Linked DNA regions of Homo sapiens: region 2 is linked to region 1. Evidence: read pairs that join two places in POLR2A ChIA-PET (ENCODE). Cell type or tissue: Caco-2. All regions are shown on one strand. Each heading gives the region's core, and the rest is flanking DNA. Links, peaks and the distances in the headings are about the cores only.

Region 1 (5,373 bases), core at 70-5,069:
CCGAAGAGGTCGAGGCCACAGTGAGCCATGTTCATGCCACTGCATTCCAACCTGGGTGACAAAGCGGGACCCTGTCTCAAAAAAAAAAAAAAAAAAAGGAAATCTATATCTACTGACACAGAAAATTTCCAAGATATGGAATAAGGTAAAAGGAAATTGTGAAACAGTAGGTTCAGTTTGATATTGTTTATATAAAGTAAAACCAGAACACATTTCAATATGAAAATATAAAGCATAAAAGTAGCCGTAGAAAAAGATCTGAAAGGAAAAACCCAGACTGAGAACAGCGTTACCTTAGGGAAACCTCAGGAAAACTGAGTTGGAATGTTAGAAGTGGGACATGAGAGTCTTTAATTTTGTCTATATCATTTGAATGTCTTACAATGATAATGGATTCATACATCATTTGTATGATTTAAAAAAAAATGATTTAAAATAAGAAAAAGAAGAGAAAATCAAATTTGTCAAAAAAAAAAAAAAAAAACCACACACACACACACAGCCTGACACTTATGCAGGAAAAGACAGTTTGGAGGGGAAGCAAAGCCTCCTGTGGCCTCAGCAGCTGCTCAGGACAGCCATCCTCCATGTGACGATTCTATGATCCACATAGCCACAGTCTGCGGCACCACCATGTCAACATGGGCTTCCAGGACCCCTGCAAAAAGGAGAGAGAGAGGATGGCTTTTCAGAGCTTCCACTCGGAAGTGAGACGCATCATTGACAACCAAATCAACTCAGATGTCCCCACCTAACTTGGGGTGGGGAAGAGGGCAGGCCTGCAGTCCCTCCATGTGCTCAAAATACTGCTGAAGAGTGATGGTGTTCACTACACACACCTCATCCACAAGCACCACAGACAGACAAAACAGAATCAAAATGTAGACGAATAGGGATTATACTCTAAAATGAGCAATTCCTCAAAAAATTAAAAATAGGATTACCCTGTGATCTGGCAATTCCACTTCTAGGTATATAGCCCCCAAAACTGAAGGCAGGATCTCGCCTACCATCACACCTGCCTAATTTTTTGTATTTTTAGTAGAGACGGGGTTTCACCGTGTTAGCTGGGATGGTCTTGATCTCCTGACCTTGTGATCCGCCTGCCTGGGCCTCCCAAAGTGCTGGGATTACAGGCGTGAGCCACCGCACCTGGCCTCCATGTCAGCCTCTTAAGTAGCTACGACTACAGGTGCACACCATCACATCCAGCGAATTAAAAAAAAAAAATTTTTTTTTTTTTTTTTTTTTTTAGAGACAGAGTCTTGCTATGTTGCCCAGGCTAGTCTTGAACTCTTGGCCTAGAGCGATCCTTCCTTCCAGCTGGGCCTCCCAAAATGCTGGGATTACAGATGTGAGCCACCACACCCAGCATGAATACCTTTTTTTTTTTTTTGAGATGGAGTCTCACTCTGTCACCCAGGCTGGAGAGCAGTGGCATGATCTCAGCTCACGGCAACCTCCGCCTCCTGGGTTCAAGCAATTCTCCTATCTCAGTCCTCTGAGTAGCCACCACACCTGGCTGATTTTTGTATTTTTAGTAGACACGGGTTTTTACCATGTTGGCCAGAGTGCTCTCCTGACCTCAGGTGATCCGCCTGCCTGCCTTGGCCTCCCAAAGTGCTGGGATTACAGGCATGAGCCACTGCGGCCGGCCCGCGTGAATACCATTTTTAACACATCGATTTGAATCGTCCTGTTGGTAATTCATGTACTTCCCACATATGCTTGAGTTTATTTCTAGACTTGTTTCATTGATCTGTCAGCTTATTTCTATACATGTACACATTTGTTTTAATTAGTGTAGCTTTCTATTACTATGCAGTATAATATAACATAAGGCCCCTATGTTAATCTTGTTTTTCAGAATTTGCCTGACTCACATGTCCATGCAATAAACTCCAGAACCATTTTATTAAGTTTTCTACAAAAATCCTTTTGGGATTTTTTTATTGTTATTACATTTTATATAGATAGATGAATTTTGAGAGGATTGGCATTTCTTCAATATTGACTCTCCTACTCATATTTAATAAGACTTCATCCTAGAATACAAGACCATTCACAGCAGTTCCAATCTACCTTTTCCTTCGGCGTTTAACTACCTTCCAGCCAAATTCACTATGATCTGGTCTCTGAACATATTCTGTGTTCTTTTCTGCATCTCTCTTCACCCAAACTAGTCTCTCTTTCTGAAACATCCTCCTCCTCTTCTTCCCACAGTTTCCTGGCCGGGCACGGTGGCTCATGCCTGTAATCCCAGCACTTTGGGAGGCCGAGGCAGGCAGATCATGAGGTCAGGAGATGGAGACCACCCTGGCTAATATGGTGAAATCCCGTCTCTACTAAAAATACAAAAAATTAGCTGGGCGTGGTGGTGCACGCCTGTAATCCCAGCTACTCGGGAGGCTGAGGCAGGAGAATCACTTGAACCCAGGAGGCAGAGGTTGCAGTGAGCCGAGATCATGCCACTGTGCCACTGTACTCCAGCCTGGGAAACAGAGTGAGACTCTGTCTCAAAAAAAAAAAAAAAAAAAAAAAAAATATATATATATATATATCCTCCTCCTCTTCTTCCCAGTTTCCTTTTTTTTTTTTTTTTTAATGAGACAGAGTCTCCTCTGTGGCCCAGGCTGGAATGTAGCAGTGCAATCTCAACTCACTGCAACCTCTGCCTCCCAGGCTCAAGTGATTCTCCTGCTTCAGCCTCCTGAGTAGCTAGCTGGGATTACAGGTGCCCGCCTCCCTGCCCGGCTTTTTTTTTTTTTTAAAGAGATGGGGTTTCACCATGTTGAACAGGCTCAAATTCCTGACCTGAAGTGATCTGCCCACCTTGGACCCCCAAAGTGCTGGAATTACAGGTGTGAGCCACCATGTCCAGCCTCCTTCCCACAATTTCTACTGTCCCACAGCCTACATATACTTTCATGTCTCATTACAAATTGCCACTTAACCCATAAAGCCTTCTTCATTCTTCCATCCAGATGTAACCTCTAGCTCCGTTGAAGCCCCATAGCATTTGTTTCGTCACTTTCTTAGGGTACTCACTCAAATTTGCCCTCTGAATAGTTATTTGCGTTTCTTTTATTGGCCCACAATCAACAACAGTTCTGTATTACAGCAACAGGTCTCAACTAGGAGTTCACGTCAGAATCTTGGAAGACCTTTTTAAAAAATCCAAATGCTAGCCAGGCGCAGTGGCTCACGCCTGTAATCCCAGCACTTTGGGAAGCTTAGGCGGGTGGGTCACCTGAGGCCAGGAGTTCGAGACCAGCCTGACCAAAATGGAGAAAACCCCATCTCTACTAAAAATACAAAATTAGCCTGGTGTGGTGGCACATGCCTGTAATCCCAGCTACTGGGGAGGCTGAGGCAGGAGACTCGCTTGAACCCGGGAGGCGGAGGTTGCGGTGAGCCCCGACATCGCGCCACTGCACTCTAGCCTGGGCAACAAAAGCAAAACTCCGCCAAAAAAAAAAATCCCCACAGGTTGTCTGTGAACCTCTGGTTGAAACACTGTTTTATTTATTTATTTATTTATTTATTTATTTATTTATTTATTTATTTTTGAAACAGTCTCACTCTGTCGCCCAGGCCAGAGTGCAGTGGCACGATCTCGGCTCACTGCAAGCTCCGCCTCCCGGGTTCACACTGTTCTCCTGCCTCAGCCTCCCCAGTAGCTGGGACTGCAAGTGCTCGCCACTGCACCCGGCTAATTTTTTGTACTTTTAGTAGAGACGGGGTTTCACCGTAGTGTTGTTCTCCTGACCTCGTGATCCGCCCACCTCCGCCTCCCAAAGTGCTGGGATTACAGGGGTGAGCCACCGCGCCCGGCCCGTGTTTTATTTATCTCTTGAGACAGGGTCTGGCTCCGTTGTCCAGGTTGGAGTGCAGTGGCGCAATCTTGGCTCACTGCAACCTCTGCCTTTCTGCAACTTCGACTTCCCTGGGCTCAAGCCATTCTCCCACCTCAGGCTCCCAGGTAGCTGGGACTACAGGCACCCACCATCACACCCTGCTAATTTTTATATGTTTTGTAGAGACGGGGTTTCACCATGTTGCCCAGGCTGGTCTCAAACTCCTGGACTCAAGTGATCCACCCACCTTGGCGTCCCAAAGCGGTGGGATTACAGGCGTGAGCCACCGCGCCCGGACATCAAGCCACTTCTAATAGCTGCACAGCATTCCACTGGAAAGATGAGCCATTACATATTTTACCAGGCTTCTACTAGCAAGCAGCTGTTTTTAGTTTCTTTCTACTATAAACAATGCTGGGATACACATCTTGTACCTGCGGATCCTACAATTTAAGGGGTCAGCGGAAGTAAGGGAAGCATCAGGGGAAAATGGGATTCAACTTGTCCCTTACGGAGGAGAGTGTCTGAAGCTGCTTAGAGATGACCTTGGCCTGACCTCCTTGATGGCAGTGCTTAGAGCAGTAGCCCTCAAATCTCAATGTGAAGATCACTTGGGGAGCTAATTAAACAGCAGGTTCCTAAGTCGCACTCCAGAGAATCAGGTTCAGTCTGGGGCAAGGTCTGAGAATACGCTTTTTTTTTTTTTTTTTTTTTTTTGAGACAGTCTTACTCTGTTGCCCAGGCTGGAGTGCAGTGCTGTGATCTCTGCTCACTGCAAGCTCTGCCTCCCGGGTTCAAGCGATTCTCCTGCCTCAGGCTCCCAAGCAGCTGGGACTACAGGCATAAGCCACCATGCCCAGCTAATTTTTGTATTTTTAGTAGAGATGGGGTTTCACCATATTGGCCAGGCTGGTCTAGAACTCCTGACCTCGTGATCTGCCCACCTCGGCCTCCCAAAGTGCTAGGATTACAGGTGTGAGCCCCCGTGCCCAGCTGGGAATCTGCTTTTTTTTTTTTTTTTTTTGAGGCAGAGTTTCACTCTTGTTGCCCAGGCTGGAGTGCAATGGTGCAATCTTGGCTCACCGCAACCGCAACCTCCCAGGTTCAAGCGATTTTCCTGCCTTGGCCTCCCAAGTGGCTGGGATTACAGGCATATGCCACCATACCTGGCTAATTTTTCTATTTTTAGTAGAGATGAGGTTTCGCCATGTTGGTCAGGCTGCTCTCAAACTCCCGACCTCAGGTGATCTGCCCACCTCGGCCTCCCAAAGTGCTAGGATTATAGGCGTGAGCCACTGCGCCCAGCCAAGAATCTGCAATTTTAACAACACGTCAGCTGATTCTAATGTAAGTGGCTGTGTGCCACACTTGGAGAAACACTGACTTCAAGAGTAGAGGGAAGTAAACAGTGTTCACCTGAGAAGCAGGAGAGGCTGTCGGGGGTCGGATAGGACAGACAGTTACTTAGGCATCTTCAATCATTCCCAGAGGATCAGGCCGTAGTGTGCTTTGGGGT
Region 2 (5,373 bases), core at 190-5,189, 170 kb before region 1:
ACTCAGGAGGCTGAGGCAGGAGAATGGCGTGAACCCGGGAGGCGGAGCTTGCAGTGAGCCAAGATCGCGCCACTGCACTCCAGCCTGGGTGACAGAGCGAGACTCTGTCTCAAAAAAAAAAAAAAAAAAAAATTCCTACTTTTTAAATACTGACAGCTAATTCCCATTTAAAAAAAAATTGTGTGGGCCACACAAAAGACATCTGCCAGCCTCTGCCAGTGTGCAGCCTCTGTTTTGGGTTCGGTACAGTCACGGAGAACAGGAGCAGGAGAGGTTCCAACAGTATCGGGCTAAGTCAGGCCAGGGTATCTCAGGGCCTACAGACAGAGAAATCCTTATGCTTTGTCAAAATTGGTGCTCAGTGGTGAGCTAAATCCCAATTTGGGCTGAAACTGAGGCTCGTTGAAAGCATTGATTATCAACCTTTTTCCTCTGCCTGCAAAGCAGCTTCCTTGCATTGCATGGTGGAATCACGAGAGACTCTTGCGGGGGACGGGGAGGGAAGACTAGCAAGGTATGGATCAAAAACACCACCCCTCTCTGCCTTTTTGGAGATTCTGATGTGCCAGTCTCCCTCAGTCCCTGGAAAAATGCTCTGAAATGCATTTTTAGTCTGAAGTTGATCCAGACTTAAACTGTGCCTTGCTACTGTCCTAGCCACGTCCGAATTCAGCTTTGTTGTGGGAGAAATGGGAGTATAGAGAACGTGCTGAGAGGTCAAGAGCAGAGTGAAGTCTGTGGAGACTGGATTACCAGCCTAGCGACACCACGGTCCCTAGTTTCAAGGGACCCTTGTGTACTGGGCCCCTCAACTCCACACCGACCCATGGTTCTTGGCAGAGGAGGGTTGGGGGTGACTGAGGAGAGCCAGGCCTAGGCAATACAAGCTTCTCTGAGCTTCTTAGAATGCAGACATTTAAACAGAAAACACAGAGCCTTCCTGGAGAGCCTTCCTGAAGAATCACTGTGTCAAGACCTGACCATGGGCAAACCCAGGAAAGTTTGCAGCCAGATCCCCATTCCTGTTACCCAACGGGAGGGGCAAGACTCCTAGGACTGGCTAGAAAATTGCTTTGTTGAGTGTTTGCTGTGGTTGTTCCTAAACCTGTCTGTCCAGAAGCTGGACATGCAGTAGGCCCCTGCGAGTAGAAACTTTCCTTGTGTGGAAGTTTTCGCTGGCAAACCAGTCTGGCGGCAGCAGGGGGGTGGGTGGGGTTCTCTGTGTGCTGTTCCCAGGCCCGAGGATCAGAACCTATGTAACTGCCACCTCCGTGCCAGTGGAGGGTGGCGCTAGGAGAATGGACTCAAAACTACCACTATGGGGCCAGGCATGGTGACTCACACCTGCAATCCCAGTGCTCTGGGAGGCTGAGGCGGGAGGATCCCTTGAGACCAGAAGCTTGAGACCAGCCTGGGCAATATTACAGGATGCAGTCTCTACAAAAAAATAAATAACTCGCTGGGCATGGTGGTGCACGCCTGTAGTCCCAGCTACTCCAGAGGCTGAGGTAGGAGGATCACTTGAGCCCGGGAGGTTGAGGCTGCAGTGAGCTATGATTGCACCACTGCCCTCCAGCTTGGGCAACAGAGAGAGAGAGAGACCCTGTCTCGTTTGTTTGTTTATTTATTTATTTATTTAGAGACGGAGTCTCACTCTGCTGCCCAGGCTGGAGTTCTGTGGTGCTATCTCAGCTCACTGCAACCTCCGCCTCTCAGGTTCAAGCAATTCTCCTGCCTCAGCCTCCTGAGTAGCTGGGATTACAGGTGCCTGCCACCACACCTAGCTAATTTTTGTATTTTTAGTAGAGACAGGGGTTTCACCATGTTGGCCAGGCTGGTCTCGAACTCCTGACCTCAGGTGATCTGCCCACCTTGGCCTCCCAAAGTGCTGGGATTACAGGTGTGAACCATCACACCCGGCCTCATTTTTTTTTTTTTTTTTTAAACAAAATCCAAAAACTACCACTGTTGGGGAGAGGTCTTTGATATATCCTTTTATCCTTTTTATCTTAAAACATCACATCAAGTTTACATTTTTCTCTATCATATGGTTTTTGGATTTTTTTTCATTTTAATATAAAGACTTACTGTTGAATTAAAGTATAGGCTGGTATCTCCTGTCGCCCCCTCCCCTGGAGGGGAAGGTGCTTTTGTTTTTTCTTTTTTTTTTTTTCCAGATGAGGTCTTGCTATGTTGCCAAGATTGGTCTCAAACTCGTGGGCTCCAGGTATGCTCCTGCCTTGGCATCCCAAGTAACTGGGATTACAGGTGCATACCACCGCCCGAGGTCCATAGTGTTTTATTTACCCTATTCCGATTGGGCACTGAGTTTGCATTTTAACCTTTGGCTGGTAGAGCAGGTTTCAGAGGCTCACAGAGAGGCTTCTGGCCAGGCAGAGCAGGTTCTCAGGCCAATCATATCTCCCAGGACCTCAGCCTCCCCACCCCCCAGGGATTGGGGCAGACACCAGCCTGCCTCCTCAGTCACCAGATTCCCTGCCCTGCTGTGTGCAAGTGGGTCAACATGAGGGTTGCTTCAGACTGAGGATGAGCTGTAATTCGAGAAGGGTGGAATCTGTGGAGCCGGGAATAACATCAGGCTTTATTAACCAGCTCCCTGTTGCTAGGCAGCTTTCATTAGCCAGGAAGGTCTGCCCTGCAGTGAGCTCCTTCAGGGAATGGCAAGGAGATGCTAATAAGCTGGGAGAGAAGCCGGTGCTAGGGAAGGCTTGCCTCTCCCCTGGGATATTGCAGCCAGCGATATTTCAGCACATTCTGAGATTTGGACTCCAGGCAGTCTTCAGCCTGTCTCTTTTCAGTAAAAGGGATTCCTGGAGGCTGAGGTGGGAGGATCCCTTGCAGGAGTTCGAGACCAGCCTGAGCAAAAAAGACCCCATCGCCACAAAAAGGAGGAGCGGGTTCCTCCTCCTTCCCACCCACAGGGAATGAATAGCTCATTCTCTTGCTATCTAACTCGTGCCTTCCATCTAGAAATGATCTAAGAGGAAGGAGGGAGCTCTGAAGGAGCTGACTCCCCTCACTCTATCTTGGGGCATTGCGGAGGGCATATGGGGATGTTCATAGCTGGGACTTTGGGGTCACACAGACCTGGGTTCACATCCTGGCTGTGCCACGAAGTGTGTAGCCGTGCTTACTCATCTCTGAGCCTACCCCAGAAGGCAGATGTAAGGAACAGAAGAGCAATGCAGGCAACACACACAGCATGGATCTGAGTATGCAGAAGGTGCTCAATCGCATTCTACTTTGGTTTTTATTTTGTTTTGTTTCGTTTTGTTTGAGATGGAGTCTCACTCTGTCTCCCCGCTGGAGTGCAGTGGTGTGATCATAGCTCACTCAGCCTCGACCTTCTGGGTTCAGGCGATCCTCTCACTTCAGCCTCCTGAGTAGCTGGGTCTACAGGTCTACGCGCCACCACACTCGGCTACTTTTTTGTATTTTTGTAGAGACGGGGTTTCGCCATGTTGCCCAGGCTGGTCTCAAACTCCTGACCTCAAGTGATCTACCCGCCTCGGCCTCCCAAAGTGCTGGGATTACAGGCATGAGCCACCACCCCACCCCACATCTGCTTTGTTTTTGAAAGGGAGCATAGGCCGGGCACAGTGGCTCACGCCTGCAATCCCAGCACTTTGGGAGGCTCAGCTGGGTGGATCACCTGAGGTCAGGAGTTCGAGACCAGCCTGGCCAAAATGGCGAAGCCCCATCTGTACTAAAAATACAAAAATTAGCTGGGCATCATGGTGCACGCCTGTAATCCCAGCTCTTTGGGAGGCTGAGGCAGGAGAATCACTTGAACCTGAGAGATGGAGGTTTCAGTGAGCGAGATTGTGCTGCTGCACTCCAGCCTGGGCGACAGAGCGAGACTTGGTCTAAAAAAAAAAAGTGACCTTACAACCTTTCCTATAAAGCCTCCTCGAGCCTTCCCCAGGATTCCATCTGGGAATCTGTGTTTCTGGAAGTTTGGAGCATCTGGAGAATCAGAAATTTGAACATCAGGAACTCAATAAGGAAATTTGATAATATAAAGGAATTGTTACCAATTTTGTCAGTGTAATAGAGGTATAAGTGCATGTTTTTAAGAGTCCTCTTTCAGAGATAAATATATATGATGTCTAAAATTTGCTTCAGAATAATCCAGTGGTAGGAAACAATGGTTGCAGGCGGAGGAGCTGAAGCAAGATGGTCGTGACTTGATCATTGTTGAAGCTGGGTAATGAGTACATGGGCAGCTGTTATACTGTCCCCTTTTCCTTCTGTATATGGTTGGAATTTTCCCTAGTGAAATGTTTTGTTTTTTTTTTTTGAGATGGAGTCTCCCTCTGTCGCCCAGGCTGGAGTGCAATGGAGCGGTCTTGGCTCACTGCAAGCTCCGCCTCCCGGGTTCACACCATTCTCCTGCCTCAGCCTCCCAAGTAGCTGGGACTACAGGCGCCCACCACCACGCTCGGCTAATTTTTTGTATTTTTAGTAGACATGGGGTTTCACCGTGTTAGCCAGGATGGTCTCAATCTCCTGACCTCGTGATCCGCCCACCTCGGCCTCCCAAAGTGCTGGGATTACAGGCGTAAGCCACCACGCCTGGCCTAATTTTTGTATTTTAGTAGAGATGGGATTTCACCATGATGCCCAGACTGGTCTCAAACTCCTGACCTCAGGTGATCCACCTGCCTCGGTCTCCCAAAGTGCTGGGATTACAGGTGTGAGCCACTGCATTTGGCCTAGAATGTTTATATTCACATGGGAAGTATCTAATAGGGAAAAATTGCAGGCATAAAAAAGAGAAGAGAAGTTTGCTGGAGGAGCGTCTTTGAAAAGGTGCAAGGGAGGTGGGGTGCGGTGGCTCACACCTGTAATCGCAGCACTTTGAGAGGCCAAGGCAGGTGGATCACCTGAGGTCAGGAGTTCTAGACCAGCCTGGCCAATATAGTGAAACCCTGTCTCTACAAAAAATACAAAAATGTGCCGGGTGTGGTGGCGCACGTCTATAATTCCAACTGCTGGGGAGGCTGAGGCAGGAGAATCGCTTGAACCCAGGTGGTGGAGGTTGCAGTGAGCCGAGACCGTACCACTGCACCACTGTACTCCAGCCTGGGCGACAGAGTGAGACTCTGTCTCAAAAAAAACAAAAAAACAAGACATAAGAAATGGTGCAGGGGCAGCACTCCAGCCTCCAGCGTGCCGGTGGAAGGTGACCTCAGAGACAAGTCCAACTAGACCATCCCTAGGAACGAGAGGAAGGCAGGGACTGGGCATGAGGTGCAGGGAGGGAAGGCACCTGCATTCATCAGTCCCCTTCGGTGTGGTAGGCAGGGGCCGAGAAGCCTTTCACACCTTGGGATATGCTGTTACTTTTCA

What was found. Peaks named below come from ENCODE experiments on the same cell type or tissue, not always from the same donor. Only the 100,000 strongest peaks of a DNase experiment are listed, where the experiment ranks them.
Region 2: POLR2A ChIA-PET joins it to region 1 with 10 read pairs; 7 of 35 experiments call an interaction of 5 or more read pairs at or near these places.

What each region holds. Positions count from the first base shown.
Region 1 is chr17:2,517,017-2,522,389 of GRCh38, forward strand. No RefSeq gene overlaps it. Among named protein-coding and RNA genes, the nearest start is that of METTL16, 7.8 kb to the left of the region's middle. In Caco-2, for the core only: no CTCF peak of the experiment used is centred there; no DNase peak of the experiment used is centred there.
Region 2 is chr17:2,345,485-2,350,857 of GRCh38, forward strand. The region is part of intron 2 of SGSM2 (small G protein signaling modulator 2); the gene reads left to right. Among named protein-coding and RNA genes, the nearest start is that of SGSM2, 11 kb to the left of the region's middle. RefSeq lists an enhancer at 2,222-3,159. In Caco-2, for the core only: no CTCF peak of the experiment used is centred there; DNase peaks (open chromatin) are centred at 1,131 and 2,447.